2 separate regions of the Mus musculus genome follow, and region 2 is linked to region 1. A link is a loop called in an ENCODE intact Hi-C map of the cell type or tissue named here. Cell type or tissue: left cerebral cortex. All regions are shown on one strand. Links, peaks and the distances in the headings refer to the core of each region. The heading gives the core; the rest is flanking DNA. Region 1 has its middle 11 kb from the start of Gm46844. Region 2 has its middle 14 kb from the start of Gem.

Region 1 (15,559 bases), core at 3,035-11,034:
TTCTGGACACGGTAGCCTGCTGTCTAGCTGCTGGGAAAGACATCTGAATGGGAAAGGCTCAGAACAGATTATGACTAGCTGAGACTTCCAAAAGAATTCACGGTTCAAGAGTGCTTTAAAGAGCAAACAACCCTCCCAGCTAAAGTTAGGGACTGACCTTGCTTGAGACCTTGTAACCACATTCTTTCAGCTCTGGTGTGGTAGTTAACCCTTTCTTCTCCTTGCCATTTTCTCCTCCCCATAGATGGTAGCTCTGAAACTGGATTCAAGGGAACCCCATCCCAAGGCTACGTCAAAAAATGGGCCCCATGAACTCATTCTGGATTGAACCAGAAAAAGCCAATTTTGTTTCGCTTTGCAAATTGTGTTTTGACATAGGGATTTGCTTTCCTTTGAGAGTGGGTACACCCACCCCCATGGCCTTACAGATTTCACTCCATAGAGTTAGGTTTCATAAGAAGGCCACATCAACTCCTAGTTTTAGCCTCACAAACGCCCAATGCTGTCCTTATCTGAATTCAGAGCACATTACTTCCTGAGCCCCCACACACAGGCCCACTCACATTCTCCCATCTTCGCTTGCTGGATGTCTCATACACACCTCCTCGGAGTATTCCTGGAATAAATCACATCACCATGCCTACTCTTCTTTCCTAATTGATGACATCACCACCTTCCTGATGATTCAGCACAACGCTCTGAACCCCACCGAACTCTCTTATCTACTTTGCCCACGTTCAGTCAGTTCTGTCTGTGAGCTGTCCTACTTACCTCTAAATGGTCTTCCTCTCCATCCCTACTGCCCCTGGCTTGGTGTGGGACCTGCTCATCAATCTTCGCCCACCATTACAAGACTCCAATCAACTCTCCTAGCAATCTGTGGCATGGCCACCCTGACCATTCTCTAAACCACAATAGAAATCATAACAGTTGCTACTTGGTTGCAACTTTGTAGCCAACAAACCGCTTTCTTGTACATTCTCACACTTAGATCTCATAATATTCTATCTCAAGCTTTCTTTTAATAGGATATTTTGTTAATTTTTGAGATTTCCATTTAATGTATTTTGATCATATTCACCTTCTACCCCCCTCCCAGCTAATTCCCCCAGACTGCAGCGCACACTTCCCACATCCCACCCTACCCAGGCTGCTAGCTGTTCTCTTGCTCTCTTTTTTAAAATAACCTACCAAGTCAATTTGTGCCAGGCCTCCACTGGAATGTGGTCTGCCTACCAGGGGCCTCCCTGACTTCCCCTCCTCCGCAGATTGGAGTGAGAACTCATGAGGCCCTCCCCAGCTCTGTGCTACAATGTCTGCTGGCTTAGTCTTGGGCAGGTCTTGTACAGGCAACCACAGTGCTGTGTGTGTTCATAAATACAGACCCTGTCATGTCCTGAAAACACTTTTGCTCTGGTCCTCCTCAGCTTTTGGCTCTTGCAATCCCTTTGCCCCTCTTCTCTGATGGTCCCTGAGACATTGTAGAGGAAGAATGTGGTACAGATGTAACATTTGTGGCCGAGCACCCCATTGGCTGATGCTTATTTCTCTGCACTCTGACCAGCTGTGAGTGTCTGCATGGATGAGGTTCGAGAGTTGTGCTAGCCTGTGAATACAGAGGATGAAGTTTAAGGACAGACAGACACTATGCTTTAGCAGAATAATAGCATCAGGTTCAGTCCAGGAGCCTGTGAGCTCCCAACCCTGGGGTGTTGGCCAGTAAATCTCACAACATTCTAACAAGATGATAATGTCATTATTCTAATCTAGAACAGGAAACTGAGCCTTAAGTTATCATACTGACCAAATAGTATTGCAAAGATACAAAGAGCTGAGATTTGAATCCAATTCTGAAGACTCTGTATGTGTGGATGACACTGAGCCACACCACCAAGCCTGTATCACCATTGTCTTCAGAAATCCAATGCTTTCAGTCTGGAGAAAATTTTATAACTGTGCCTTAGAGCTTCTTCCTGGCTTTAGAGTTCAGCTTGAGGCAGAGCTTGCATTCTAGCATGAAACCTTGGATCAGTTATGCGAGCTCTCTCGGCCTCAGCTTCTTAATCTGCAGAGTAAAGCTATCAATGCACTGTACCCCCTGGTGTCGTCCTGGGCCTTAACAAGAGAATGCACACGATGCAGAAATGCTCTGTACTGTTGGATGTTGGTAACAATTTAACAGTCTCATTGTGCTGGCTATTTTAAGTCATCTGAGAGGATAGAAACTCAATTGAAAAAATAAGGTTGGGCTGTAAGACAAGCCTGTAGGGCAGCAGTTTTCAGCCTGTGAGTCTCTATCCCTCTGGGGGTTGCATATCAGATATCCTGTATACCAGACATTTTCACTACAACTTATAACAGTAGCAAAATTACAGTCATGAAGTAGTAACAAAATAATCTTGTAGTTGGGATTGCTACAACCTGAGGAACTGTATTAAAGGGTTGCAGCATTTGGAAGGTTGAGAACCATTGTGGTAGCACATTTTCTCATTAGTGATTGATGTGAGAGGCGTGCCATACCTGTGCTGGTGGTCCTGGGCTCTATAATAAGAGCAGGCTCAGGCTGGAGAAGTGGCTCAGTGGTTAAGAGCACTGACTGCTCTTTCAGAGGACTTGAGTTCAATTCCTAACAAACACATGGTGGCTCACAACCATCTGTAATGGAATCCAATGCCCTCTTCTGGTGTGTCTGAAGTCAGCAACAGTATATATATATATATATATATATATATATATATATATATATATATCTTTAAAGCAAACAAACAAACAAGCAAACAGACAAAGCAGGCTGAGCAGGCCATGAGGAGCAAGCCAGTAAGCAGCAGTCCTTCATCACCTCTGCATCAGCTCCTGCCTGCTGGTTTGAATTCTTGCCTTGACATTCCTCAATAGACTCAAGATGTATAAGTTAAATAAACCCTTTCCTCCTCAAGCTGCTTTTAGTCACCCTGCTGTTTCATCACAGCAACAGTATCCCTAGCCAGAAGGCTCATCTTACACCATGTCCCTTTCCTCTTCTATCCAGAGGCAGACCAGAACCCAAGCTGTTCCTTTCTCTATGAAGCCTTAGAAATATCAGTTGATGACCAACTCTTTCCCACAGCACCATAAGTATCTGCCTCTTTAGTTAGATACATGGTTAGATAATAAAGTCCTTAAGATCAGCATGAAATTTTTTCTGGGACTGGTCAATAAGTCTTCAAGAACATCCCTTCTCACAGGGCGTGGTGGTGCACGCCTTTAATCCCAGCACTTGGGAGGCAGAGGCAGGTGGATTTCTGAGTTCGAGGCCAGCCTGGTCTACAAAGTGAGTTCCAGGACAGCCAGGGCTATACAGAGAAACCCTGTCTCGAAAAAAAAAAAAAAAAAAAAAAAAAAAAAAAAAAAAGAACATCCCTTCTCATAACAGATTCGAATTGTTCTTCTACAAACTCTTCTAGTCTGGTTCTTTCACCTTTATCATGTCTTTGCATTGACTCTCCCTGACTCCTCCCACTTCTGACTTCACATTTGTCCTTGAGGCTCTTTCTTGCTCCAGCTTGCCAGCCAGCCCTGCTGCCTCACTCACTCTATCTAGGGACAGTTATCAGACCTCAGCCCCAAGCCAGGATTGTGTCCCCAGGCAAAGTTGTTGCTTGCTTTCTCTGGCATCTGACCTCACTCTACTCCTAGCTTTTTCGGCGCTGACAATACCCAAGGACTGATCAACAATGGTTCTGATGAGATGGTCACAGCTCATATCATCCTGCTGTTACTTGTCTTTCTTGTCTGATAGATGAACTTTTCCAGGAGGTAGAGACCTTGTCCTTGATGGTAGTAGATCTTCCATAGAACCTGGTTTAGAATAAGCTGTATTGAGTGATCATTGATGGAATATATTGCTTCATCTCAACCTGGTGCCCCTGGGTCCACTGACTCTGTCAGTTCTCAAGGCCACAGGGAGGAACTCCGTGGCACATGCACTTCCTCTCCCATTACACAGCCAGGTTCAGATAAACGGGAAGAGCAGATAGCGATGACTCTGTGTGAGTTTTCTTCAGAATGTGAAAGCATCTTATCATCTCACCCATGAAAGACTTTTTTCTTACCCTTTTCCATTGTATGCCATTTCTATAAACTTGAATGTTATCAACATCTTTTATTCATTTCACTTCATTTATATATTCTCAGAATTAATGCTCTGCATCTTACCGAAGTTGTTCGTTAATATTAATCTCCTACTTTTGTGTATTAGTTCCCTGAACAAAATCTTTTCTGATGTTCTCTGTCTGTGTTTGTATTTAAGTCAGTGTGTCTGTGAGTGTGTGAATGTGTTTGTGTGTGTGTGATAGTGTTGTGCCACCTATTACAAAGCATATATTACAAAATAGTGATTAAGTTGAAGACACATAAGACTATAAGATAAACCTCATTTTCTGTTTGATTCTACTACCATGGCTCTCATGGAATACATTTCCCTTAATAACTAGACCTTAAGTATTTTTGGCTATAAAATAATAAAGATACTTAAGTGATCGTGTCTCTTTTTACTTGTGAATATCTGTGGCCTGTGGTTCTAAGACTGAATTTAAGACCTTGGTGTCTCCTAGTCTATGATGATCTCAGAATTAGTCTAAAGGATTTTAAAATGTTATTATTATTTTACTAAGAGAAATATACACTTTGAAATTATTCATTATTAAAATATACAAGATCAAACCACTTCTCACTTCCCTATTACTTAAAGACATATACTTTAGGGAAATATACATTATTACCTCAGTGAGATACTACAGTCTACTAGACAAGTTATTCTTGATGGTGAGGGACACTACTGGACATTATTGTTTGGGATGTCATTTGGTACAAACTTTACAGAAAGCTATTTGGTAGTATGTGTCATCTGACTTAAAATACATCTTTTTTTTCCAACTATGGAATAAAGTTTATTATAACAATAAAGAATGTATACTATACAACATAAAATGTAATACATTAAGTGAAAAAATGGTTTGTAATTAGTATATGGTAAATTGGAAAAACCCAAAGAAATTCTTTGTAATAAGCTTTTCTGCACTATGAGTAAATGGGACCAGGGAGGAAGCACTCAAACAGAATGAGCTGGATCCTGCGAAGAGCTTCTTCAAGGCTCAAGTCCGAAATCTAAAAGTATCACTTTGGGTGTCTCTGCTGGCTAATGTGTGGTGGCATGCTCAGTACCTATTTGAAGAATTCTCATTTCTGCTCAAACCAGAAGATTGAAACAAATTCTGTCAAAAGCTGTAAGTACTGTGGAAAAATAGTTTTCAGTTTAATAATTGGAAAAGAGAAGGAGAAATAGAAGCTAAGTGTAGTTCTGAGGATTCAAGTCTCCAGTTACTGAGAAAATCACAGGCTGGAAGATAGCTTGGCCAATCCATATGCTGCCTCAGCCATTATCCTCTTCAGCAGTTGGCTCTGTAGAATACGACGACATTTAATAATACTGGATAAGGAGGTTGTTCTGCTTAAAAATATATCTTTTAAAATGCATATGCCTTTTCAATTCGTATATAATTGATATAAGTATAAAGTTTTAGCTAAATGGTCATTCTCAGACTTTATTAAAGGAAATAAACTCATCAAATGCTTGTGGATTGGAGACTGGGAAGATGGCTCAGTTGATAAAGTGCTTGGGAGGCAAGCATAAGGACTGAGCTCAGACGCTGAGCATGCACATAAGAAGCCAATGTGGCATCGTGTGACTGTAATCCCAGCCCCGAGGAGACAAGGCCCATGGGGCTTGTAAACCTGCCTGGGATTGCTCAGTGAGTTCCCAGACTGTCATAAAAACATGGTGGGAAGTGACTGAGGAAGACACTAGCCTCCACACATAGGTACATATGTGCATGCTAATACCATACAATATTCATGCAAGTGCATGCTTGCGTGCGCGCGCACACACACACACACACACACACACACACACACACACACACACAGAGAGAGAGAGAGAGAGAGAGAGAAAGAGAGAGAGGGAGAGAGAGTGTGTGTGTTAGTTTATGAATTAAACAAATTAGCATTTCTTAAATAAAGGGCAACACATATCACATATTTGGGGTTACTGCTCTCTAAATAGGGTGTGCCTTGGTACACAATAGAGGAGATATGCAAACACTTATGGGGGAAGGGTCATTTTAGGAAGAACCACTTTCCTGCTTCCTTTCCCCAGCTCCATTATAGGACAAACCAGAATTAATGGGAAATCTCATAATTTGAGCCACAGGTCTGAAGAGGAACTTGGAAGGAGAGAAAATGAGGGAGATAACAAGGGATAAAAAGGCAGAAGTTGAGAAAGGAGGCCGGGGAGAGGGGCTTCTAGATGCATCAGAGTAGGCCTTTCCAGGAGCCCAAGGAGACTCTCTTGTGCCACCTTCTGAGAACAACGTGTAAATGCACCATAGAGATCTTATTCTCATGGACTGTACTGCTCTTTTAAATGGTTAGTATACAGTAAGAGTTTCCTAATGATGTTCTGCTATATTAATAGGTTGGTGCCCGGTGCATTTGGCATCAGAGAGGTTTCATCTAGCAGCGGATGGAAACAGATGCAGAGACCCACAGACAAACAGTAAGAGGAGCTTGGAGAATCCTGTAGAAGCCAGGCAGGAAGGATTGTAGGAGCCAGAGGGGCTAAGGACACCACAAGAAAACCTACAGAATCAACTAACCTGGGTCCATAGGAGCTCACAGAGGCTGAACTGACAATCATGGAGCCTGCACGAGACTGACCTAGGCCCTCTGCATATATATGTTAGAGCTGTGTAGCTCGGTCTTCATGTGCTACTCCTTCTTTTCTGACTCTTTTGCCTGTCTTTGGGAACCTTTTCCTTAGTCTGGTTGCCTCAATCGCCTTAATACGAGAGGAGGTGTCTTGTTTTACTGCAACTTGATATGCCATGTTTGGTTGATATCCGTGGGAGGCCTCCCTTTTCTGAAGAGAAATGAAAGGTTGGGGGAAAAGGGAGATGGGAGGGGAGGGACTAGGAGGAAAGGAAGGAGGGGAAACTGTGGTTGGGATGTAAACAAATAATTAAAGAGTTTAGAGTAGCAAACAAGGAAAAGATACAGCATTGAAAGATAGTTTGAGAAAATGTTTAATATTTTCATGAAGAGATATTTATGCACTGTGTGTATATATTTGAATGAGAGATGCAGGAAACAGAAAAAGGGCATAGTAACCTTTTACTATAAAAACCAACACACACACACACACACACACACACACACACACACACACACACACCCATCCACAGACAGGCAAGCTGTGGACTGAAACTCTTTAAGAAAGTGATAGAGCCGGGTGTGGTGGCGCATGCCTTTAATCCCAGCACTTGGGAGGCAGAGTCAGGCGGATTTCTGAGTTCGAGGCCAGCCTGGTCTACAAAGTGAGTTCCAGGACAGCCAGCGCTACACAGAGAAACCCTGTCTCGAGAAAAAAAAGAAAGAAAGAAAGAAAGAAAGAAAGAAAGAAAGAAAGAAAGAAAGAAAGAAAGAAAGAAAGAAAGGTGATAGACTTCTAGGCACTGGATTTACATATTATACAGTAGCACATAGACAAAACCCCTCTCATACACTCCTTATCCCCATAGGAAAATATGTGGCATAAAAATCTATCAAAATCAGTTAATTGGGTAATATCAAATTAATCTTATATAAAGCCTTACTGCATACGGTTCTCATGCTAGAGATGTAATAGTGTGAGCAGCCTAAGCAGGCATCGCCTGTGCCCTGACAAAGGTGTCAGCCCTGCCGAGGGGCAGATGGAGCAGGTTCAGGCTGACATGGTGATAAATGTTGTGACCATGTAGTAAAGAAGCTATGGTGATGGAGAAACCATGGCCTGGTTCCCAGAGTGATGGCAGCCTCTGGGGGAAACCCGAGTTCACAGATAGAAGACAGGTCAAGCAGTTGAAGCTAGAGAGTTCCCCCAAAAAGACCATGATAGTTTGGAAGCTTCCAGAAGGAAGGTCAGCTGGGGAAACAGACAGCACACTGCTGGGTGATGTCGATTCTGTGCCTGCAGTGTCTAGAGTTTGTGTGAATGGAAGTGAGGAGAGGGAAGGATGGAGTAGTGTAGCTGCCTGAGGCCACACGAACTGGGTTCCTGAGTGGGAGGCCAGAGCTGTAAGAGAGAGACCGGCGAGAGAAGAGACAAGGCCAAGACAGATGCTGATCAAAGCCCAATGTTTACTAAAATTCTGTGCTTATAAAGGGGGAAGCCCATCTCCCGATGATCCATTCTGGATGCCTGACGCCAGCCTGTAAGCCATTTGTCTGACAGCACTAAGTTGGCAGAAGGTGTCAATCACTGGGTTGCCTGCTGTCTCAGGAATTTCTCAGGAAGGCAGGTTCAGCCTCTCAGCAGGTAGCAGGGTCTTGGAGATGAACAGTGCTGATGACAGAACAATAGAACCACCTAGGTCAGAAGGCTCCACCCCAGGTGGTTTCATTCACAGTGGCAGCAAGGTCTGAACCAGCCTGCTCAAGGCTGGGGGAGGCTACAAGGTAGTATTTGGACTTGACCTTGAATCACCTCTCAGAGGTCATCACCAACGGTTCAAGGGTTCAGTAAATGGGTTAATCTTTCTGCCTACTCTGTAGGAAGAAATCGTTATTTATTCACTTAAAAAGGGGTAGGGGGCTGGAGAGATGGCCCAGTGGTTAAGAGCACTGACTACTCTTCCAGAGGTCCTGAGTTCAATTCACAGCAACCACATGGTGGCTCACAACCATCTGTAATAGGATCTGATGCCCTCTTGTGGTGGGTCTGAAGGCAGTCTATTCACATTAAATAAAGAAATAAAAAAATAAATAAATACAGAGAGAGAGAGAGAGAGAGAGAGCAAGAGAGAGAGAGAGAGAGAGTAAAATCTTTACAATTAAAAAAAAAAAACCACCAACAAATTAAAAAAAAAAAGCCCTAATAACTAGGGTCTTGCTGTGCTGCTCAGTCTGGTCTTTAAGTCCCAGACCTACATAGGCTTCATTCTTATGGGAAAATATGTAACATAAAAATATAAAAAATGTCTCTATATAAACTGATTTGTTTAAAATCAATCTCTGAAGGATATTCAATTATGTAAAATATGCTTTTTCCTTAGTATTTTAAAAAGCAAGACATATGTATCACATAATTCCATTATGCAAAAGAGTATAAATAAGGCATATGTTATGCATAATATAAAGAAAACTGTTTGGGGAGTATGTTAAGCCAAAATGTAATTGTGGGTATCTAAAGAGATGGTATTTTTTGTACATTTCTGTATTTCCTAAAACTTCTACAAAGAATAAATATTATTACTTCTGAAGAAGTCACCAGACTTGGTGCTGTAACTTAGATCAAATTCCAGACTCTTCTAGATTTGTTTTTTTCTCTCCTGATGATCCAAATGATAGTTTCTTTCTTTTGACAATACAACATAATTTTCCTTATTCCCAGATAAACCTTACTTGTGCAACCAATGTATGTACGTATGTTTGCATATATAATCATTCTATTTGCATACAACTTAGACATCTAAGCCTGTGGTTCTCAACCTGTGGTTCTCAACTTTTGGGGTCATGATATCAGATATCCAGCATGTCAGATATTTACATTAACATTCATAACAGTAACAAAATTGCAGTTACAAAGTAGCAATGAAATAATTTTATGTTTGGAGATCATCACAACAGGAGGAACTATATTAAAAGTCATAATATTAAGAAGGTTGCGAATCAATGCTGAGTCCAAGCCATGTTTAGAAGAATTGTGAGCCACACAGGCTGCATTTGTTGAGTAGAGTAAACAGCTTACAGTAGATCAGTCCTGAGGGAACTTGCCAGTGACCTAGGGCCTTCTACAGCACTGTTTTTCAGAGTCGCTAATAAGAGAGGTAAGCAACCACTGTGTGGGCCCAATAACCCTGTTGATTTAGAATTTTGCTCCCTCTTTGTAGAACTTAACAGTATCTTAATAGGAGAGTGAAGACTAATCTTTGAATACTAATAATGTTAATCTTACAGGCTTTGCAAAGGAATGCCTGAACCTGGACAGTAGGAGAGCTGAGGCTGGATTTCTGTTTGAGGCATAGCTGGAGGGAACGTTTGATGATCTATGCAAAAGAAATTCTGGAAGGAAATGATTCTACAGAGAGGGAAGGAGGTAAAGCAGAGAGAGTGGGGGTTTTAACGGCAAGAGGAGGGATGCTATGTCCACACAGTGCCATCAGCCCTTTCCTACAAGGATTCATTCTTCTCTCACACATCTGGACCAGAGTTTCCCTTCCCTCCACTCTTCCTGCCCCCCCCCATCTGCTTCTCTCCCCCAGACCCACACTTCCTCTGTTTCCCTTCAGAAAAGACCAGGCCTCCCAGCGATATGAACTGAAAATGGCATATCAAGTCAAGACTAGGCACATACACCCTCATAGCAAAGTGAGATAAGGAGGAGGAAAAATGTCCCAAGTGTGGGCAAAAAAGTCAGAGACACCTCCACTCCCATTGTTAGCAGTCCCATAAGAATACCAAGCTACAGAACCATAATGTATATATGTAGAGGACCTAGCCCAGACCCATGTAGAGTCTGTGATTGTTGCTTCATTCTCTGTGAGGCCCTGTGAGCAGGCTTAGTTGATTCTATGGACCATGTTCTCCTGGTATCCTCCACCCATCTGGCTCCAACAAACCTTGCCCCTCTCCCACTTCTACAGGGTTTCCTGAGGTCTGCCTAATGTTTGGTTAAGGGTCTTTGCATCAATTGCTGAATAAAGCCTTTCTATGAACATTGGGCTAAGCACTGATCTAGAGTCTGACACAGTATCATTACTTTCCCTACAAGTTAAACCCTTCACCTCAACCTTCATCAATATACAATCTAGGGAACAACACTGTGTTTTCATCAGCGGCAACTTTGAGATAGGTCCTTTAGCTTCCATTTCCATGTAGGTTATTCTCCTTTGGCAACTTTCACAAAGAATTAGGAAGGTTTTGACTTGCTGGCACGCTGTGGTACTTTTTTGACATGCTCACTTTTAAGGCTAGAGTTTAGATTAAGAGTTTGAAGTGATTCTATGAAGACAGGACTTCTGTACCTTGTGTATAATATTTGTAATAAGATGCAGAAAATACTCTATTAGCATAAGGTCTGGGGATATAGCACCAAGAACTTCTGGAAACTGTAGAGACACTAAAGAGGCAACTAACTGTGGCCCCATATAACCAGAAGCTATTGTCTGGGCTTGGGTAAGGCCAGGCCCGGAGGGAGCCCAGGGACCCACAGTAAGCAGGGGTTAAGATACAGTGCAAGCATTGGCACTGGGCAAGTAAAGCAGGTAGATAAATCTAAAGGCAGGGATACATAGAGAAGTACAATGCATATGCTTTGGAGGGAAGGCTAGGGTAAGAGAGCTTCACGAAGGTGCTTTATTTCATGTGACAAGGACCTAAGAAGACAAATCCCTAGAGAGAGAAGGAAAAATATAACTATTTGTCTATTCTTAAAAGGAGTGCAAATGTTTCTAGAAACTGTATCATTAAGTAAATATATTCTACAAAATAGAACTGGTGTTTCTCCTTGGAGAAGTATTAGAGTGGAGTAGCATCCTGATGCTAATTGAGCATCCCACAAGCTGTAAATGTAGCAAACTCTGTGTGATAAAAGCAAAGTAAAGGCATGAATTGACTAACTGCCAAAAATTAAGATGTTTCTCAAGTCTGACCGAGTAGGCATAGATGTAACATATACAGACTTCTTAAAGATTCTGGAATGAAAGAAGGTAAGTAGCCATAAAATAACTAATGAAACATATCTAGCATGGAGTGTTAAGTTTTTTCTAATTAAAAGAGACTTAGACAAAAATGATTTTGTCTTTTTAGTACTTAAATGTGGCTTTATGAGGTAATAAATATAACTCTTGAAAGCACCATTCAAGAACATTCTAGTTGCTGCAGTTTCGGGACTGGATGAACGTCCCTGGATTTAGTAGTGTTGTTTGAAGCTTAGTAGTTAAACCAAGTCCTGTAAGGAGCACAGTAGATATTACTATTACTTACTGCTTTTATTATGCCATTGTTGATGATGATAACAAAAATGATTTATTTTTGGAACACGGCAAATGATATATTGTTAAATTAAGGTCTGTGACAAAGAGTTCTCTGAAATGAATGGCTGATTGAACTGTGGCAAATGATACAATGGCTCCAAGCCACCAGCAATGTGGCTAGAGAGCAAGTGGGAAAATGTTCTCTGGTTTTAAGGGTCAGGGTGTTATATCATGGTTTGGGGACGGAGGAGGCACACATGGTTGACCCTGTTCCTATATAGGCTACATGTAAGAGGGTCAGGACTGAGCAAAGTGGTCAAAGTCCTTGGTAGGAAGTTTGTCCATGAAGAGATGGTTTTTCTAGATCTTGACTGGTTGTTCTCAGAAGCAGAAAACCATGTTGTCTTGATGGGTGGCCTTTAGCACATTGTAGTGAATGTGGGGATATTTTGTGTCTTTGATTTAGTTTCATGCTGTGGGTTACATTGGACTTCTGTGGGTTCTCCGGCCTGCAACTCTGTTTAAGGCATTTCCGGACCCTCTTACAACAACATTCAGAACAAAGTAGTAAAATACAACAGCGACAGGCTACTGTCATTGAGAGTCAAAACCACAGTAGCCCCAGCCAGAAGCAGACCTTTCCAAACCAGGATTGGCTCAGTGGTGTGCGTGGGCTTTGAGTTCTGATCTGGGTCTCTCTCACCTCTAGATAATGGTCTGTTAAAGCCATGTAGTGAAGGCTTTGAGGGAGGCTCCAGTAAGAAAAATATTCAGTGTATTGAGCCACAGTTAGCTAGCTACAAAGTCCAACCTGAAACAAAGACTCACTCTGTCTGTGGCAGTGGGAGAGGTCAAAGGCACAGATGAGATGGATAAAATAGCAAGTTTTGTTTTTTCTTGCTTTGTGCCTGATTCTGAGCACATCTGTTCTCTGTGTTGCTCACTGTCTAGTGGTCCATCCAAGGCTCTGTAGGCCTTTTCACATGTTTTTCCTACTGTACATAAACCTTTGACTTTATTCATACCTTATAATCCCTCACTTCTGTTCATCTTTTGTCTAAATTAAAGTAGCTTTTTCACGCCCCTTTCCAGACCACTCAAGCTACTCAGGAATGCTAGTTTCATATTTTGTATCCTTGTACTCCATAGAAAGTTTGCACTTCTGGTGAGCAGAATGTCTCCTCCCTTAAAAAATGCCTATACCCTGATATGTTGTAGGAGTGACTTTGCAAATGTGATTAAGAATGTTGAGATGGGGAATTACCTGAAATTTATTGAGTATTTCTGCATCGATATTCATACGGGAAATTGGTCTGAAGATCTCTTTCTTTGTTGGGTCTTTATGTGGTTTAGGTATCAGAGTAATTGTGGCTTCATAGAATGAATTGGGTAGAGTACCTTCTGTTTCTATTTTGTGGAATAGTTTGAGTAGAATTGGAGTTAGGTCTTCTTTGAAGGTCTGATAGAACTCTGCACTAAACCCATCTATCTGGTCCTGGGCTTTTTTGGCTGGGAGACTATTAATGACTGTTTCTATTTCTTTAGGGGATATGGGACTGTTAAGGTCATTAATCTGATCCTGATTTAACTTTGCTACCAGGTATCTGTCTAGAAATTTGTCCATTTCATCCAGGTTTTCCAGTTTTGTTGAGTATAGCCTTTTGTAGTAGGATCTGATGATGTTTTGGATTTCCTCACGTTCTGTTGTTATGTCTCCCTTTTCATTTCTGATTTTGTTAATTGGGATACTGTCCCTGTACCCTTTAGTTAGTCTGGCTAAGGGTTTATCTATCTTGTTGATTTTCTCAAAGAACCAGCTCCTGGTTTGGTTGATTCTTTGAATAGTTCTTTGTGTTTCCACTGGGTTGATTTCATCCCTGATTTTGATTATTTCCTGCCTTCTGCTCCTCTTAGGTGAATTTGCTTCCTTTTGTTCTAGAGCTTTTAAGTATGCTGTTAAGTTGCTTGTGTATGCTCTTTCTAGTTTCTTTTGTGGAGACACTCAGAGCTATGAGTTTTCCTCTTAGGACTGCTTTCATTGTGTCCCATAAGTTTGGGTATGTTGTGGCTTCATTTTCATTAAACTCTAAAAAGTCTTTAATTTCTTTTTTTATTTCTTCCTTGACCAAGGTACCATTGAGTATAGTGTTGTTCAGCTTCCACATGAATGTTGGCTTTCTATTATTTATGTTGTTATTGAAGATCAGCCTTAGTCCATGGTGATCTGATAGGATGCATGGGATAATTTCCATATTTTTGTATCTGTTGAGGCCTGTTTTGTGACCAATTAATTTTGGAGAAGGTGCCATGAGGTGCTGAGAAGAAGGTATGTCCTTTTGTTTTAGGATAAAATGTTCTGTAGATATCTGTTAAATATATTTGTTTCATAACTTCTGTTAGTTTCAATGTGTCTCTGTTTAGTTTCTGTTTCCAGGATCTGTCCATTAATGAAAGTGGGATGAAGTCTCCCACTATTATTGTGTGAGGTACAATGTGTGCTTTGAGCTTTACTAAAGTTTCTTTAATGATTGTGGATGCCCTTGCATTTGGAGCATAGATATTCAGAGTTCATCTTGGAAGATTTTACCTTTGATGAGTATGAAGTGCCCCTCCTTGTCTTTTTTGATAACTTTGGGTTGGAAGTGGATTTTATTCGATATTAGAATGACTACTCCAGCTTGTTTTTTCAGACTATTTGCTTGGAAAATTGTTTTCCAGCCTTTTACTCTGAGGTAGTGTCTGTCTTTTTCCCTGAGGTGGGGTTTCCTGTAAGGAGCAAAATGTTGGGTCCTGTTTATGTATCCAGTCTGATAGTCTATGTCTTTTTATTGAGGAATTGAGTCCATTGATATTAAGAGATATTAAGGAAAAGTAATTGTTACTTTCTGTTATTTGTGTTGTTAGAGTTGGGATTCCATTCTTGTGGCTGTCTTCTTTTAGGTTTGTTAAAGGATTACTTTCTTGCTTTTTCTAGGGTGTAGTTTCCCTCCTTGTGTTGGTGTTTTCCCTTTATTATCCTTTGAAGGGCTGGATTCGTGGAAAGATATTGTGTGAAATTTGGTTTTGTCATGGAATACTTTGGTTTCTCCATCTATGGTAATTGAGAGTTTTGCTGGGTATAGTAGCCTTAGCTGGCATTTGTGTTCTCTTAGTGTCTGTATAACATCTGTCCAGGCTCTTCTGGCTTTCATAGTCTCTGGTGAGAAGTGTGGTGTAATTCTAATAGGTCTGCCTTTATATGTTACTTGACCTTTTTCCCTTACTACTTTTAATGTTCTATCTTTATTTAGTGCATTTGTTGTTCTGATTATTATGTGTTGGGGGGAATTTCTTTTCTGGTTCAGTCTATTTGGAGTTCTGTAGGTTTCTTGTATGTTCACAGGCATCTTGTTCTTTAGGTTAGGGAAGTTTTCTTCTATAATTTTGTTGAAGATATTTACTGGCCCTTTAAGTTGAAAATCTTCATTCTCATCTATACCTATTATCCTTAGGTTTGGTCTTCTTATTGTGTC
Region 2 (15,559 bases), core at 4,836-12,835, 330 kb before region 1:
CCTTAGCATTTGTGAAGGTAGTTTGGGGTGTTATTCACACTGTTCAAACGGGCTCTTCTCTGGGAGAGGTGATCATTGGAGGCTCTTACTCAACCACCATCTTACCCCTCCCATCATTTCCTGTATTATCTTGCTTTATAATAAGAATGGGCCACCAATAAAAGTGCTTACAATGTTATGAGTCAGGTAAGTTTAATTTATGCATCACACCAACCTGCAGTTGGAAGGAATTGTAGTCATATGTCCAAAATGGAATGACAGAAAGAAAATGTCCTTGTCGTGATAGCCAGCTTCTCCTTTCTCATATGCTCAACAATTGCTTGAAAACATTATATTTTAGGTTGGTACTTCTTCTAAATTCTTTCTCTGTAAAGGGTTTGTTTGTCCTTTTTTTCCCCTTTGTGGACAAAAGAAGCATATAAATTCATATTATATAGAACACCCAGTGGCTTACTCTGACTACTAATGTGAATTTACTTCTGAAAGACCCATTCTCAGAACTCTCTGATTTATTGTTTTAATTCTGACTTGTTACCTCCTGAGCATCGAGGAGACTATCATCCCAGGTTTAAATAAATGAGCTTACTGGGCCACCTCCCTGTTTTCCTCTATCCCTGGAGGATTTTCTCCTGCGTAACCAGTGGCTTTTACAGGAAGTGCGTTCTGAAGTGGCTGAGTGGCTGCAGGGGAGGCTCCTGCTGTTCTCATGCGTGACCTCATGTCATTCTTCTCATGTAGTATTTCACTGAGAGTTGGGCCAGGTACTGAATAGTGTGTTCAAAACAATGTTTCCCCTAACGGGGAGTCAATGCCAGCCCCCATTGCTGCGGATGCAGTGACACCAAGCTAATTCTCACGCTTCCTACCCGACCTCCACTGTCTCAGGACAAACAGACCATAAATTTTACAATGATGCGACCTTGTATGATACAGAAGACGAAATTTTTCTGGACCATTTTTTTTTTTTTTTGAGCTCTTGGAACCATGCTCCACTATGTTCATAGCCGTCTTATTTATAATAGTAAGAAGCTGGAAAGAACCTTGTATTTCCTTCTCTTTTGGAAATTGATTTTATTATTTACCAACAGTTTTTAACCCCTCCGTGATGGTTTGTGTACGCTTAGCTAAGAGAGTTACACTCTTAGAAGGTGTGACCCTGTGGGGTAGGTGTGTCACTGTGGGTGTGGGTTTAACACCCTCCTCCTGGCTTCCTGGAAGTCAGTCTTCTATTAGCAGCCTTCAGATGAAGATGTAGAACTCTCAGCTCCTCCTGCACCATGCCTGCCTAGATGCTGTCCTGCTCTCACCTTGATGATACTGGACTCAAATCTCTGAACCTGTAATCTGGCCCCAACTAAATATTGTTTTTGTAAGAGTTGCCTTGGACAGATTGGGAGAAGGTCTTTACCAATTCTAAATCTGATAGGGAGCTAATATCGAATATATATAAAGAACTCAAGAAGTTGGACTCCAGAAACCAAATAACCCTATTTAAAAATGGGGTACAGAGCTAAACAAAGAATTCTCAATTGAGGAATATCGAATGGCTGAGGCACACACATCTAAAAAATGTTCAACATCCTTAATCATCAGGGAAATGCAAATCAAAACAACCCTGAGATTCTACCTCACACCAGTCAGAATGGCTAAGGTAAAAAACTCAGATGACAGCAGTTGTTGTCGAGGATGTGGAGAAAGAGGAACACTCCTCCATTGTTGGTGGGATTGCAAGCTGGTACAACCACTCTGGAAATCAGTTTGGCGGTTCCTCAGAAAATAGGACATAGTACTACTGGATGATCCAAGAATATCCTCTCGTGAGCATATACCCAGAAGATGTTCCAACTGGTAATAAGGACACATGCTCCACTATGTTCATAGCATCCTTATTTATAATAGCCAGAAGCTGGAAAAAACCCAGATGTCCCTCAACAGAGGAATGGATACAGAAGATGTGATATATTTACACTGTGGATTACTACTCAGCAATAAAAAAACAATGAATTTATAAAATTCTTAGACAAATGGATGGATCTGGAGGATATCATCCTGAGTAAGGTAACTCAATAACAAAAGAACACACATGATATGCACTCACTGATAAGTGGATATTAGCCCAGAAGCTCAGAATACCCAAGATACAATTTGCAAAACACATGAAACTCAAGAAGGAAGACCAAAGTGTGGATACTTCGATCCTTCTTAGAAGGGGGAACAAAATACCCATGGAAGGAATTACAGAGACAAAGTTCGGAGCAGAGACTGAAGGAATGACCATCCAGAAACTGCCCCACCTGGAGATCCATCCCATAAAAAAACCCACCAAACCCAGACATTATTGCAGATGCCAACAAGAGCTTGCTGACAGGAGACTGATATAGCTGTCTTCTGAGGGGCTCTGCCAGTGCCTGACTAATACAGAAGTGGATGCTCACAGTCATCCATTGGATGCAGCACAGGGTCCCCAATGAAGAAGCTACAGAAAGTATCCAAGTTGCTGAAGGGGTTTGCAGTCCCCTAGGAGGAACAACAATATGAACTAGCCAGTACCCCCCAGAGCTCCCTGGGACTAAACCACCAATCAAAGAAAACAGTGGGAGGGACTTGTGGCTCTAGCTGCATATGTAGCAGAGGATGGCCTAGTCAGTAGGTCATCAATGGGAGGAAAGGCCCTAGGTCCTGTGAAGGTTCTATGCTCCAGTATAGGGAATGCTGAGGCCAGGAAGCTGGAGTAGGTGGGTTGGGGAGCAGGGGGAGGGAGGAGAGGATAGGGAATTTTCGGAGGGGAAACTAGGAAAGGGGATAACATTTGAAATGTAAATAAAGAAAATATCTAATTAAAAAAAAGAGTTGTCTTGGTCATGGTGTCTGCTTATAGCAGTAAAACCCTAACTAAGGCACCCTCTTAAAAAACTATTTATTTATTGTTTGGGTGTTAGTGTGAGTGTGCCTGCCTGTGCCATGGAGGTCCAAGGATAATTTGTGGGAGTTCTCTCCTTTCATCATGTGGACTCTGGTAGTCTAGCTTCTTCTCTCCCTCTCTCCTATCCCAGAATCCATATGAAGGAATACTCCCTGGGTAAGTCCTCAGGGCACTTCTTAAAATTTCTGCTTATCGATTCTATTTCTTTGGTTTTTGTCTTATCTTCCAGAAGATCTTGATAGTTTCTTTCTGTCCTTTTTTTTTTTTTTTTTTTTTTTGAGACAGGGTTTCTCTGTGTGGCTCAATCAAGAAATAGTTCTTTATCGTGTTGGACTATTCTTTTTACCTTATGGGTACTTGCTTTGGGGTTTCTAGATGTCTCACGTCTCTATAGGTATGCTGGCTAACATTTTTAGATTGTTTTTTGGTCTCTGAAGTGATCTCCTCCTAATTCATGTTTAGGTGTTTCTGCTTTCTGTCATCCTCTCTCATTGCTGAATACATTTGCCATCTCTTTAAGGGGAAGCTTTATTTTGAACTTACACCAGTGGATGGGGACTTGGAGCCTTTAGAGTAGGGCATGTAATAGTCTCCCTTCTGTTGCTATAATACAACACTTGAGGCTGGAACTTCATAAAGAGGTTACTTAGCTCACATTTGGAGGATGTCAGTCTAAGATGCAGGTTCTAAAGTGTTTGGCCTCTGGTAATGACCCCTATAGTTATAATTATGATGGCGAGACATTTACTGAAGGAGCTAAGCATGTGGGGTGACCTTGCTTTACAACCTCTCCTGTAAGAGCTAAGAATTCCATGAGACCAGCATCATGTCTTCTGAGGGTGATGCCCTAATTTTGGTGCCCTAATGACTTTGAAGTAAGCTCCACTTCTTAAACATTCTACCATTTTCAGTCTTAGCACATGAACCAGTGGGGCAGGGGTCTGATACACATTTGCAAGCCACAGTAGGTGGATGATCTGAGAAGGAAGGAGAGGGAGAGGGAGAGGGAGAGGGAGAGGGAGAGGGAGAGGGAGAGGGAGAGGGAGAGGGGGAGGGGGAGGGGGAGGGGGAGGGAGAGGGAAAGCAAGCACTGCTAGGATTCCTGGAGTCATGGAAAAATAAGGGGTAGCAGATAGGCTCTAGGGTAAAGAGAACCAGTGTGAGGGCCTACAGAGCCAGGCTATCCCCAGGATTTACTCTAGGCAACACTTTGAGTTTGGGACCCAAGAGTGTCTTTGGGTATCACTGGAAGGTGAACAAATGTGACATTTGAGTCCTTGTGTCAGCTGGTTCAAGAGGTGATGTGACTGTCCTCTTTTGGGTCAGGGTCCAACCCCTGGCTAAGATGTGCATATGCAGGATTTGGTTTTGTTTTGTTTTGTTTTGTTTTGTTTGTTTTGTTTGTTTGATGATTGAAGGGTAGCCAATGGATAATTGTTTAGGGTAAATTTGGAATTTGAAATTCTGAAACAAAGAGGGATGAGGCAGTTCATGTGATGGGTGTTTATGGCAGGTCTGGTGCGTAAGCCACTTGCCTCTGTCCTGACAAAAGAGAGGTTACCCTTTGTGGCAAATGTAGTTCAGGGTTGTTCAGTGTAGAGCTGTGGACATAGCCAGATTTGCCCAGTAATTTCAGCCACAGGCCTTCACTTACCACGTACTCCAGTCTACTTTCCACCCACTCCATTCTGCTTTCCGGTCCCATCTCTGTTCTTGTGTCCTTGAACCCATGGCCCCACCCCATGGCCTAGCACAGCTGTTGTGGTCTCTGCTTTCAGCTATGGTGGCTTCCCTTCTTTTTATTCTCCAGTATAACCTCATTTGTATTTAAGTCAGGATCTCACTTTTTAGCTATGGCTGGCCTGGAACTTGCTACATAAGTAGGCTGTCCTCAAACTCGGAGATAGACTCTGCATTCACGGCGTGTGCCATCACACATGGCTATACTCTTTACACTCAGACACCTGTCAAGATTTCTGACCTGGTGTAGGCTTCCTTTATGTGATGTATAATATTCCTCTTCCCACTCTTTACTGTTAGTCACAGCAGTGTGATGTTAGGAAGGAGGGAAGATGGACACACATTCAAGTTTCCACCTTGGACCAGAAGCCTTAGAAGATGGTTTCTTGATTTCTTTGACTATTTCAAAAAAAGGACTTCAAGGATCTTGGCAAATAATTTGGATTTGTTGAAGGTTAGTTGGGAACCCACGGGCATGTATACCATTCTGTGCTCAAAACAGAAGTTAGACTCATTGCTTATGTGAAGCTGAGTTCGGGTTTTATCAGCAAGCACACCCTAGATCCAGAGTCAAGGCACAGGATCGTCTCCCATGCCTTCTGCCATGGGGGCTCATGGCTGACATAGTTCTCCTCATTTGCCTCCTCCCTTGATGTTGTGCTTGCCCAAATGTGAACATCCCAGGTAAATTCCTTTTCTTCATTTTTCAAAAAGAAATTAAAATATCCATTTTGTTTTCAAAGGCTTAGGTAGCCTCGGATCTGATAACTCGAAGCTGAATGAAGTTTTATCTTTAGGGAGGGAAGAAGTTTGTAAAGTTTTCCTAAAGGTTGAGATTCCAAGATCTCACATTCAGTCTTTCCTTATTTCTCAATAGTCTCTGATGACGTTTGAATGATCTCTGAGCCTCAATTTAAACACCTGGAAAATGTGGCCAGGAACACTGCCTCTGCTGATTTTTCCTGGGTGTCAAAAATAACATTAAACAAAGAGGGTCTTGTGGCTTGGATGTAGCTCAGTGGTGCAGAACTTGCCTAATATGAGTGAGGTCCTGGGTTCAGTCCTCAGTATTGAAAAAAAGAAGCACACTTGTAAACATGAGTTATCCTTCAGAAGGGTCAGCACTGTTGAGACAACCCTTACACCTGCTGGAGACCCACTGGGCATATGACAAAACGTGAACGTGAGGTAAGTCATGATCTGTGCTGTAGCAGGTGTGGGATACGGGTGTACTTATTTGTGCACAAGTAATCTCGGTCTAGTGAGAGGAACCAGGGATGTAAGTGGAGCCTGCCCGTGTGGAAGGACAGCTGAAGATTTCCACTGAGCCAATCCATCCAGGATGGATTCCATCTGTAGTCTGTGTGTAGGGAAAGTAAGAGGACAGGATGGGGGCGTCATTATGGGTGCGGGAGATGAGTGATGACTTAGGTGGCCCGCTGTGGCCAGCTCTCAGGCTGAATGGGTACTTATACCTTAGTACTTGGCCTTTCTGCTTTTTGAATGTGTACTCAAAACCCTGGCTTACCATCCTATGCATTCCATTACTCCTGGCATCCATTCATCTGTCTGTCTGTCTGTCTGTCTGTCTTAGCCTGGATTACTTATTCTTTACATTAACACTTAATATAAAGTGTTATATTCTCACAAGGTATGTCTTGATTCCCAGCCTATATTTAGCACGTCCCCTGAACTTATGTAGTTTCATTCATAGGTTCCTTTTGATCCATCCATTTCTCTTACCTTTTTACAACGTGGTTCAATATTCTAAAAAATAAAACAAACATATTGCCTGCTCTACTAAGAAAAATATTTTGCATTTTACAGAGCTGCTCACACAAAAGTGCTATAAAAACAGTACTTTGTAGGCATCCAAACAGGAGCAGTTCTTTTGAATGTTTATACTTTATTTTCAGGCTTATCTTACTTTAGTCAAATAAAAAAAATTTAAATGGAGGATAAAGGTGGCATATTAGGGGCTGTTTATTCCATGTAAGTGCTGTTTCACTTTTCCAAGGATTCTCCACGTGATATTTTTGCCAGCTTTCAAACTTGATTCTGTTTCCAGCAATTATAATTGTGCTGATGATAGCAGGCAAGCCATCTTTCATAAAGTGAGGTCTCTACTGCTCTTGTTACCATGCCTTACCCCATAGATAGCACTTTAAAGAGCAAGGTGCTCACACTGCAACATTGGAGAAGAGCACATTGATTAGACTACCATTGGGGAGCTGGGGCGGGGTTCTGGGGAGAGGCCTCAGCAGTTAAGAGCATGTGCAGCCCATGGCCCCTGCAGAGGACCCGAGTCCAGTTCCAGCACCTGGATCAGAAGGCTCACAGCCACCTGTTACTGCAGCTCTAGGGAACCTGATCTGGTTCTGGCCTCCGTGGGTACTCTGTACACGCAGGCAGTCACATACACATAAACAAAGATTTTAAAAAGAACACCAGTTTGGTTGCTACTGTCAATACCGAAATAATAGTAACTTAGATGAGATAGCAATTTCTGTCTGTGTAATAGGCTACCAAAGAGACATCACAATCTGTAGAACCTTATAGAACGGAAAGGACTCTACAGACACTATTAAGGTATGGTCCTTGACATAAGGGTTGCTTCATGAATTACCTGGGTGGACTTTTAAAAGAGTCCCAGAGATCACAAGTTCTCTTTCCCACATTAGTCACAAAAGTACCATTCTGTTAACGTTTCTGCGGTTACAGCAGAAGTAGGTTAGAGAGATAGGAGAAAGATTTAACCAACCTGTTATTGCTAGCTTTGAAGATGGAGGGGCAACCACAGGCCAAGGAGTAGCAATGACTTCCAGAAATGATAAAACACAAGGCATCGACATTTCCAACTAAGCAAAGAAAAACAAAACAAAACAAAACAAAACAACAACAAAAGGGAAGATATGGCTATCTATCTACAGAGGTTCTGTCAACACTGTCTTGCCAAGTGGCACATATGCCTGTGACATACCTAAGAGATCCATGGCATTCTGAAGAATTTTGCATCAGTAGACATACTGTCAGTTTGGACTGAAAGGGATAGAGTACGCAATAAAAGAGGGTGAGCAAGCTTTCTGCTCTCACCCTAACTTCTGGAGGGGAAACAGGCAGACAAAACTACTTAGTCACACCCGTGTTACCTTTCATGAAAAGAGAAATGAGGACGGGGATGATGTCAGAGGTAGGCATTCTTTGGTGCTCCCCACACAGGCGTGCTACCAATGGCCTTGCTGTCATGAGGTTATGAAGTGCTACCTAGTGAGCTTGCGTTCCTATGGTAACGCAATGTAGGTGCTCATGACTCCAGATGTGCAGAAGAACACCAGGGCCACACTGGTAAACAGTTTATAAAATGATATCTAGTATGATCAATGTTGTTTTGCTAGTCATAGCAGTTAGTGTAGAAGATTACAATTAATTTTCTAAGAATATAACAAAATTAGCCTCATCCTAGCTAAGGGTAGAAAAAAGAGAGCCCTTGAGAGGCCTCAGTAAATAAAGGCGCTTCCTTCCCAAACCTGGTGACTTGAGTTTGACCCCAGGAGCCATGTACGGTAGAAGGAGAGAACAGACTCACAAAGTTGTCTTCTGACTTGCACACACATGCACCAAACCATGGCACAAAACCACCATGCTCATAGTAACAAAACTGTGAAGGGACCATGGGTGGCAGGTGGGGGAGGGAGGGAGGGAAGGAGAGAGAGAGAGAGAGAGAGAGAGAGAGAGAGAGAGAGAAAGAGAGAGAGAGAAGCAAGAGTTGTGTTGTGTGAAGAGCAGTGTTGATTAGTATGTTTGAACCTGACTTGCTAGAAACACAGCTAGCTTAAATTTTGGGATTCCTTTTTCATCTAACAACCAGTTGGCTATATTTTAAATGACACATTCTTTTAAAACATACTTGAAAACTCTTCTATATGTACCAAGTCATCCTATATTACACTCCAAGGGGAACAGTCGTCATTGGATGCGCTCTGCTGTTGCTGTAGGTAGCCCTTGGCTTCACCTCTCCAGTCTTCGACAGTCCTTACTGTTGCCTCCAGGAGAACCAAGGCTATTTGCACTGGGCATGAGAGAACATGTGGAGAGGCAAAGACCAAATAGGCTGTCAGGAGAGCAAGGCCAGTTTTGTAAGATTCCTGCTGAACTGCTAGCTGGCAGCTGCCCCGTGAGTCAGCCTGGCGAGGTTAGGAAGGAGCCGCCCAGCCCCAGCTAGCCCATTTGAATGACCAACACTACAGCAAGCTAATAAATGATTGTTGTTTGGGGCAGTTTGTTTCACCACAGTGCACAGCTGCTGCTATCAAGTGTTCTGCCTAAGGCTGTATTTTCATGACCTTTTTGTTCTGGAAGATTTACCAGGGAATTCTATGTTTAGCTGTGCAGCAATTCAGTTTATTGGAGTTCTTTTTCTAAGTATTTATTTATTTATTTTTATTTATTATTTATTTATTCATTTAATGGGCATGTGTGTATAAATCGGAGGACAACTTTTGGGAGTCAGTTCTCTCTCCCTTCCATGTGGGACCCGGGGCCTGGACTCAGGTGGTCAGGCTGTGTGGTAAGTCCTGTTACATGTGGCATCATCTCACAGGTGCTTGTTGGAGTTCTCACACTGGCATTTCCTATTTTGACTTTTTTTTTTTTTTTTTTTTTACTCATTGTCCATATCTTCTGGATGTCACGTGCTGCATTGGAACCTTGCTCCTAAGACTCTTAGATTTTTAGGTTTGGTGTCTAAATTGTCGTGGGACTTATGGCAGGCTTCTCCCTGGTAAGAGCCGTGTTATCTCGGAGGGGAAAAGCAACCAGACCCTCGGCCTGCACAGCAACCTGCATGGCTTTTGGGGGTGATCTGACTGGGATGCAGGGCCATGAAGGACAGATGTCCATACAGAAAAGCTGGCATTGGGTGGCTGTGCCCGCTGATGGAGATACACCAGCAGCCCGGACACTGGGTGTATTTATTCTAGCTCCCGATCAAGGAGACAGGTGTATTGTATACAACGGGACGAGCAGAAGGTGGACTAGCTAATCTTGGTCAAGGAGACAGGTGTATTGTATACAACGGGATGAGCAGAAGGTGGACTAGCTAATCTTGGTCAAGGAGACAGGTGTATTGTATACAACGGGATGAGCAGAAGGTGGACTAGCTAATCTTGTAAGCAGTCTCTGAAGGGAAGCTGCTTCAGACTGCAGTGGACACAGGTTCCAGGAGGAATCGGTGGCTCATAATTCCTACATATGCCAATTTCACCAAAAGTAAATTGTTCGTAACATCTATACTTATTTTTTGAGACAGGGTCTCACTATGTAGCCTTGGCTGGCCTGGACCTCTCTTTGTAGAACTGGCTGGCCTTGAACTCACAAAGATTTGCCAGCCTCTGTGACATTTGTACGTGGACCAGAGGAAGGCTTTGCCACTCCCATGAGGCTGAGGCTCTGAGGTCTTTGAAATGCCATGCAATAACATTCACTTAGGACTCCAACTATTCCCACAAAACGGTGGTGGGAAGTGGGGTTCTGGCTGAATTTAGATTTATTGCAAGAACCAGGGCCGTGGGTCTTAGCTTAGGGAGCTTGCTATTCTGCCTGACTTCTGGGCCTGGCCAGTGTTCTTCCTATGGAAAGAATGTGCGAAATTGGACCACACCAGTTAAAACAATTCTATATGCCAGGTCTGCAAATGAGGCCACAGGGGAAATCTTTACATTGTGACACACGTAAGAGACGGTCCATTCTGTGGTTCTCATTCAGGTAAAAGTCCTTACTCTTCTACTGGTCTTTTCCCTGCCCAGGAAACCCCATCTCAGCTCCATAGAGGATGGGTTTATCTGTACTTCTGGGTCAAAGAATGTTCTGATGGCCAGAGAGCCTGCGTCTTCAGTATAGGGATGCGCTCACTGGTGACTGGACATTTTAGGCTGTAAATTAATTGGAAGCTGAGCTGTAACTAGGAGAGCAAAATATTTAGACTCTTTTGTGTAACATGATGTACCTCTTCCAAAAACTGCTCCTGGTTCTCGGTGATAGACTCTTTTGTTCTTGGGTTATATCTTCTCTTCTCTGTGTTTATGTTCCTCTTCTCCTTAGTCTGGCGAGAGCACAGGCAGGCCTCGCATCATTTAGTATTAATTTGCTCATATTTCTCGGAGAGGAGCATGGGAGAAAGATGTTGGTGTCCTGCTTGTCACAAGTTGTTTAAATAAGTCATATAGAGGATTTTACAAGAGGGATAGCAATCTTGCCACTGGGAGGGTGAGGCCTTGGTACTTAGTCTTAATGATTTTATTTTATTTTATTTTATTTTATTTTATTTTCTGTGTCACTGTCACTGTCTTCAGACACACCAGAAGAGAGCATCAGATCTCATTACAGATGGTTGTGAGCCACCATGTGGTTGCTGGGAATTGAACTCAGAACCTTTGGAAGGGCAGTCAGTGCTCTTAACCACTGAGCCATCTCTCCAGCCCTAGTCTTAATGATTTTGTGATCTGATCTGATTTTTCCTTTAATCTATTATTTTCTTGTTCTATCTTACTGTTAGATGTCCCCAAATAGATGTTTGAGGAGAACAAGGCTTACTAAGGTTCTGATCAAATGTTAAAGTAGTCATTTTACTAAACATATGTGAAGTCAAGTATTGCTTGAAGATTTTCAAAAGCCCAGAGAGAGAGAGAGCTGGAGGCAAAACTCAGAGGCAGAAAACTTGGTAGTCCTGGGCTCTCCCTCCAAGCCTTTGTGGTAGAATAATAAGAGCCAGGAAATGGAGGACATTGTTAGTGTGTCTGTGTTAGTCTAAAGCAGTCCCAGGACAGGTGACACAGGAAGTCCCCACAGAGAAGACAGAATAATCAGAGATTAGCATACATATCTGTGGCAGTTGCTCAAAGTGTAGCTCCTGTGACCCTGAGCACGTCTTCTGCCACGCCCCTAAGGCTCCTCTGAGACAACTGTGCCTGTGCTACTGGCTCTGCCACTCGATTGGAGGATGGAGAGTGGTGGTGTCTACAAGCTGAGTCGGTCAGATGCTCTTGGCTGGGACCTTGGGTGGACTGAAGACAAAGCTGGTGTATAGAGAGAAGAGAAGGTAAAACAGACATAGAAATGAAGGGAGACAGCACATGCGTTTGAATTTCTTTCTTTCTTTCTTTCTTTCTTTCTTTCTTTCTTTCTTTCTTTCTTTCTTTCTGCCTCGCCTCTCCTCTCCTCTCCTCTCCTCTCCTCTCCTCTCCTCTCCTCTCCTCTCCTCTCCTCATTTTATTAAATTAGGGTGGTTTGTTAGTTTTCAGTTTTTGCAGTGAGGCTCCTCAGAGAGGAGGAGGAACGTGTGTGGTGACTTGGATGAAGTGGGCCCAGCCAGGCAGCTGTGGGATGGTTCCTTGTCCCTCCCACAATAATCTGGTAGCTGAATGTGCCTCTGTTTCTTATCACCTAGAAAGGACAACAACAACAACAAAAATAGTAACCAAAGAGTCTGACATCCTAAGGTAGTTGTTGCATTATAATAGAGTAGCAGGATATAGAAACAATAGAGTTGGATTTTCCAAACACTTCTCTCTTTTCTTGCTAACCTTTTCTTTACATGTGATTTTTGTTTCCTTGGAGGTCCGCAGTAGGCATAGGCAAATCCATGCCTGGTTTCTGAGGCTCTGTAGTCCCTTCTTACAGGAGAGGTTTCTGTATGACCCTGTCCATCTGTGCCAACAGGGCACTCGGCCTTTGAGGAGGAGGGACACATTAGTATCAAGTAAGAGTTCAGTGACATTATTATGGACAAAGACGGTATTGCTCCAGAGACTAGCACACAGACCAGGATCTAATAGGCGTTCCATCAAAATTTATTCAGTAAATTACTGAATCGTTTTTCCTTTTCCTTATTGGCAATTTAAAAGACACACACACACACACACACACACACACACACACACACACACACAGGAACATAAAACTTTACAGCAAGACATATATTGAATTATATAACTTGAGCATGCAAATGGAGGGGTGCTTAATAAAATCCATCACCGCTGTGATACCACACTGTGCAATATCCTTCCCAAGGCAGGGATTCCTGAGCCTGGGGGGTGTAGATAACAATATTGGGTCTCCAGGTCATTTGCAAACAGCTTCCTTTTCCTCTACCCCAGATTGTGTTTCAATTTTGCAAGAAAAAAGCAAGCCCTTGTCACCAGGCCGTGCATCACTCCTGCCGGATACCCCAGGGGCATGGCTTCATGATTCTCAGAGGTTCTCTTATCTCATTTGTCAGGGGGGACATTTGTAGTTTTCATATAAAATTTAATGGCCAGAAACATCTGTTTCCTATCCAACTGTGGTGTTTCAAATTGGGTAGAGATGGCAATTTTTTGGCTGAGCACGAACTGTATTTGCTATGCCTTAGATGCTCAGAAAAATAATGTAGACCAAAGACAAAGAAGCAGAGAGGAGCATGGAGGGGAGAGGCAGGGTGAAGAGAAAACATGGGAGGGCTGAAAAGGGAGGTGGGCATTTGGGCACCGACTCTCCCTGCTACAGAGAATGGCATGTGTGGGGGCCTGCCCTTTGCAGATCTCAGGTTCTCTTGCAACCTGCATCCCCAGATGTAGTCAGTGAGCCTCACAGAGCTCTTAGCTCCCCTGATTGAAGCTGCTTCCACTAAATAGTTGCTGGAACTCCATGGTCCTCATATGGGAAGGGTTGGTTGATATACAGCAAAACATCTGATTCTGCAGCCACTTGAAACTCCAGGCTGGCAGAGCTGGCTTCTTTTTTTTCTTTATTAGATATTTTCTTTATTTACATTTCAAATGTTATCCCCTTTCCTAGTTTCCCCTCTGAAAATCCCCTGTCCCCCTCCCCCCTGCCCCTGCTCCCCAACCCTCCCACTCCCATTCCTGATCCTGGCATTCCCCTATACTGGGGCATAGAGAGGACCTAGGGCCTCTCCCCCATTGATGACCCACTAGGCCATCCTCTACTACATATACAGCTAGAGCCACGAGTCCTTCCCAGTGTTTTCTTTGATTGGTGGTTTAGTCCCAGGGAGCTCTGGTGGGTACTGGCTAGTTCATATTGTTGTTCCTCCTAGGGGGCTTCAAATCCCTTCAGCTCCTTGGGTACTTTCTCCAGCTTCTTCATTGAGGACCTTCTGCTCCATCCAATGGATGATTGTAAGCATCCACTTCTGTATTTGCCAGGCACTGGCAGAACCCCTCAGGAGATAGCTATATCAGGTTCCTGTCAGCTCTTTTTGGCATCTGCAATAGTGTCTGGGTTTGGTGGTTGTTTATGGGATGGATCCCCAAGTGGGGCAATCTCTGGATGGTCATTCCTTCAGTCTCTGCTCCGAACTTTGTCGCAGAGCTGGCTTCTTGTTTGCTGCTGGACCTCAGAGACTTGCTCTCACCTCCCAGTACCTAAGCCCTTGCCTGAACTCTGAGTCATTGATGTGAGACCAAATAGAGCATCGGGTACAGCTCAGTGTTGGTTAAGGCCCTTGGTCTGTCTTTCTCTCCCTGCCCCCCTACACACACACACACACACACACACACTCAGATAGCTCTCTCAATAGTGTGTGCGTGCATGCTTAGAACACACACACACAAATACATATTTCATTCCCAATATATGGGCACATAGATGCACTCCCCTCTCAAGGTTTGTTCATAGCATGCAAGCATGAGGTGGCGTTTTCTTAATTTCCATTCTCTCACCTACTCAGGCACAGATTGTCAGTCCTCCTTTGTTGCCTCCACTCTTCTGAGCACACACCTCTGTCAAAGCTTTTGCCATTTTACTTTGCAGCAATGGTGTCAGGTAGAGTCGCTCCCACTTTTCAGACAAATGGCATGGGTCAGTTCTGTCACCACTGTGTGACCATGGGTAAAGGACCTAATATCTCGGTGACTCAGTTTTCTAATTTGTTAAATGGGTATTATTAATGATGTCATCATGAGATGACATATGTAAATTGCTTAGTGAACTACCTTGCTCAACAGAAGACAGCTGTGAGCATCACTTGCTCAGTTTGTCCTCTCAGCCATCCATGCAGAGATGGACTTTGCTGTACCCTTATATTCTTAGAAACTGAGGAGAAATTGGCAGGGGATGCATTGCTGGCTTTAGAGTGATTGTGCCCCATCCATCCCCTGATGCTCTCACTCTCGCTCTCACTCTCCGCTCTCAGCTCTTCCTCTACTGTTGACCAAATCTCTTGGGGAGGATGGGGAATGGGAGGGGCTGCTTGAAGGCTGCCCACAGAGAGTGCCACACAGAGTTACCACTCTCCCGCCACTGCTGTGTGCTGCCTGAGAGACTGCAAGAGGAAAATAAAGCACCTAAGAGTTATTCTTGTTCAAATTTATTTTTCCTAAGCATTTTAAAAAAATACTTTAAATTAAAACATAATTAAATTACTTCCCCACTTCCTTTCCCTTCCTTTAGTTCCTCCCAGGCCCACTCTGCCACACTCCTTCTCAAATTGAAGGCCTCTGCTTCTTTGATATTTAAAGATTGTCAGAGCAAGAGGACCAGAAAATCTGCAATGAGTCCCTATCTCTCAGACTCCAACAGTGGCAATATCAATAGATATGTTAATGCTGAAGGGGTAAAATCACAGGGCCCCACCCAGACAAAGAACTACAGGCACTAGTGACTGCTGAGAGAGGGAGAATTAGCCTCCCCTAGGAAGGAGCCCCTGATTGGTTTGGTAATCATTTTGATCTTGTGTGGGACTCTTGCCTGGCCTCTTGTCTGAGAACATCTGCTGCCATCCGATCGCATTCTTCTCCCCAAGAACGGTTTTATTCTGAAGATGCTGTTTAGCTTTCTCATTCATGTTTTTCTCCCTTTACTAGCTATGTATCTAACTGTGCTTTTAGTGCGGCATTA

The links. A loop is a pair of places that touch in the nucleus more often than their neighbours do. Peaks named below come from ENCODE experiments on the same cell type or tissue, not always from the same donor. Only the 100,000 strongest peaks of a DNase experiment are listed, where the experiment ranks them.
Region 2: a loop joins it to region 1, with 3 times the contacts of the local background. A loop is called at or near these places in 5 of 42 quality-filtered maps.

What each region holds. Positions count from the first base shown.
Region 1 is chr4:12,017,481-12,033,039 of GRCm38, forward strand. No RefSeq gene overlaps it. Among named protein-coding and RNA genes, the nearest start is that of Gm46844, 11 kb to the left of the region's middle. In left cerebral cortex, for the core only: CTCF peaks have their summits at 6,402 (motif pointing left) and 8,788 (motif pointing left); a DNase peak (open chromatin) is centred at 6,403.
Region 2 is chr4:11,683,144-11,698,702 of GRCm38, forward strand. No RefSeq gene overlaps it. Among named protein-coding and RNA genes, the nearest start is that of Gem, 14 kb to the right of the region's middle. In left cerebral cortex, for the core only: no CTCF peak of the experiment used is centred there; a DNase peak (open chromatin) is centred at 8,952.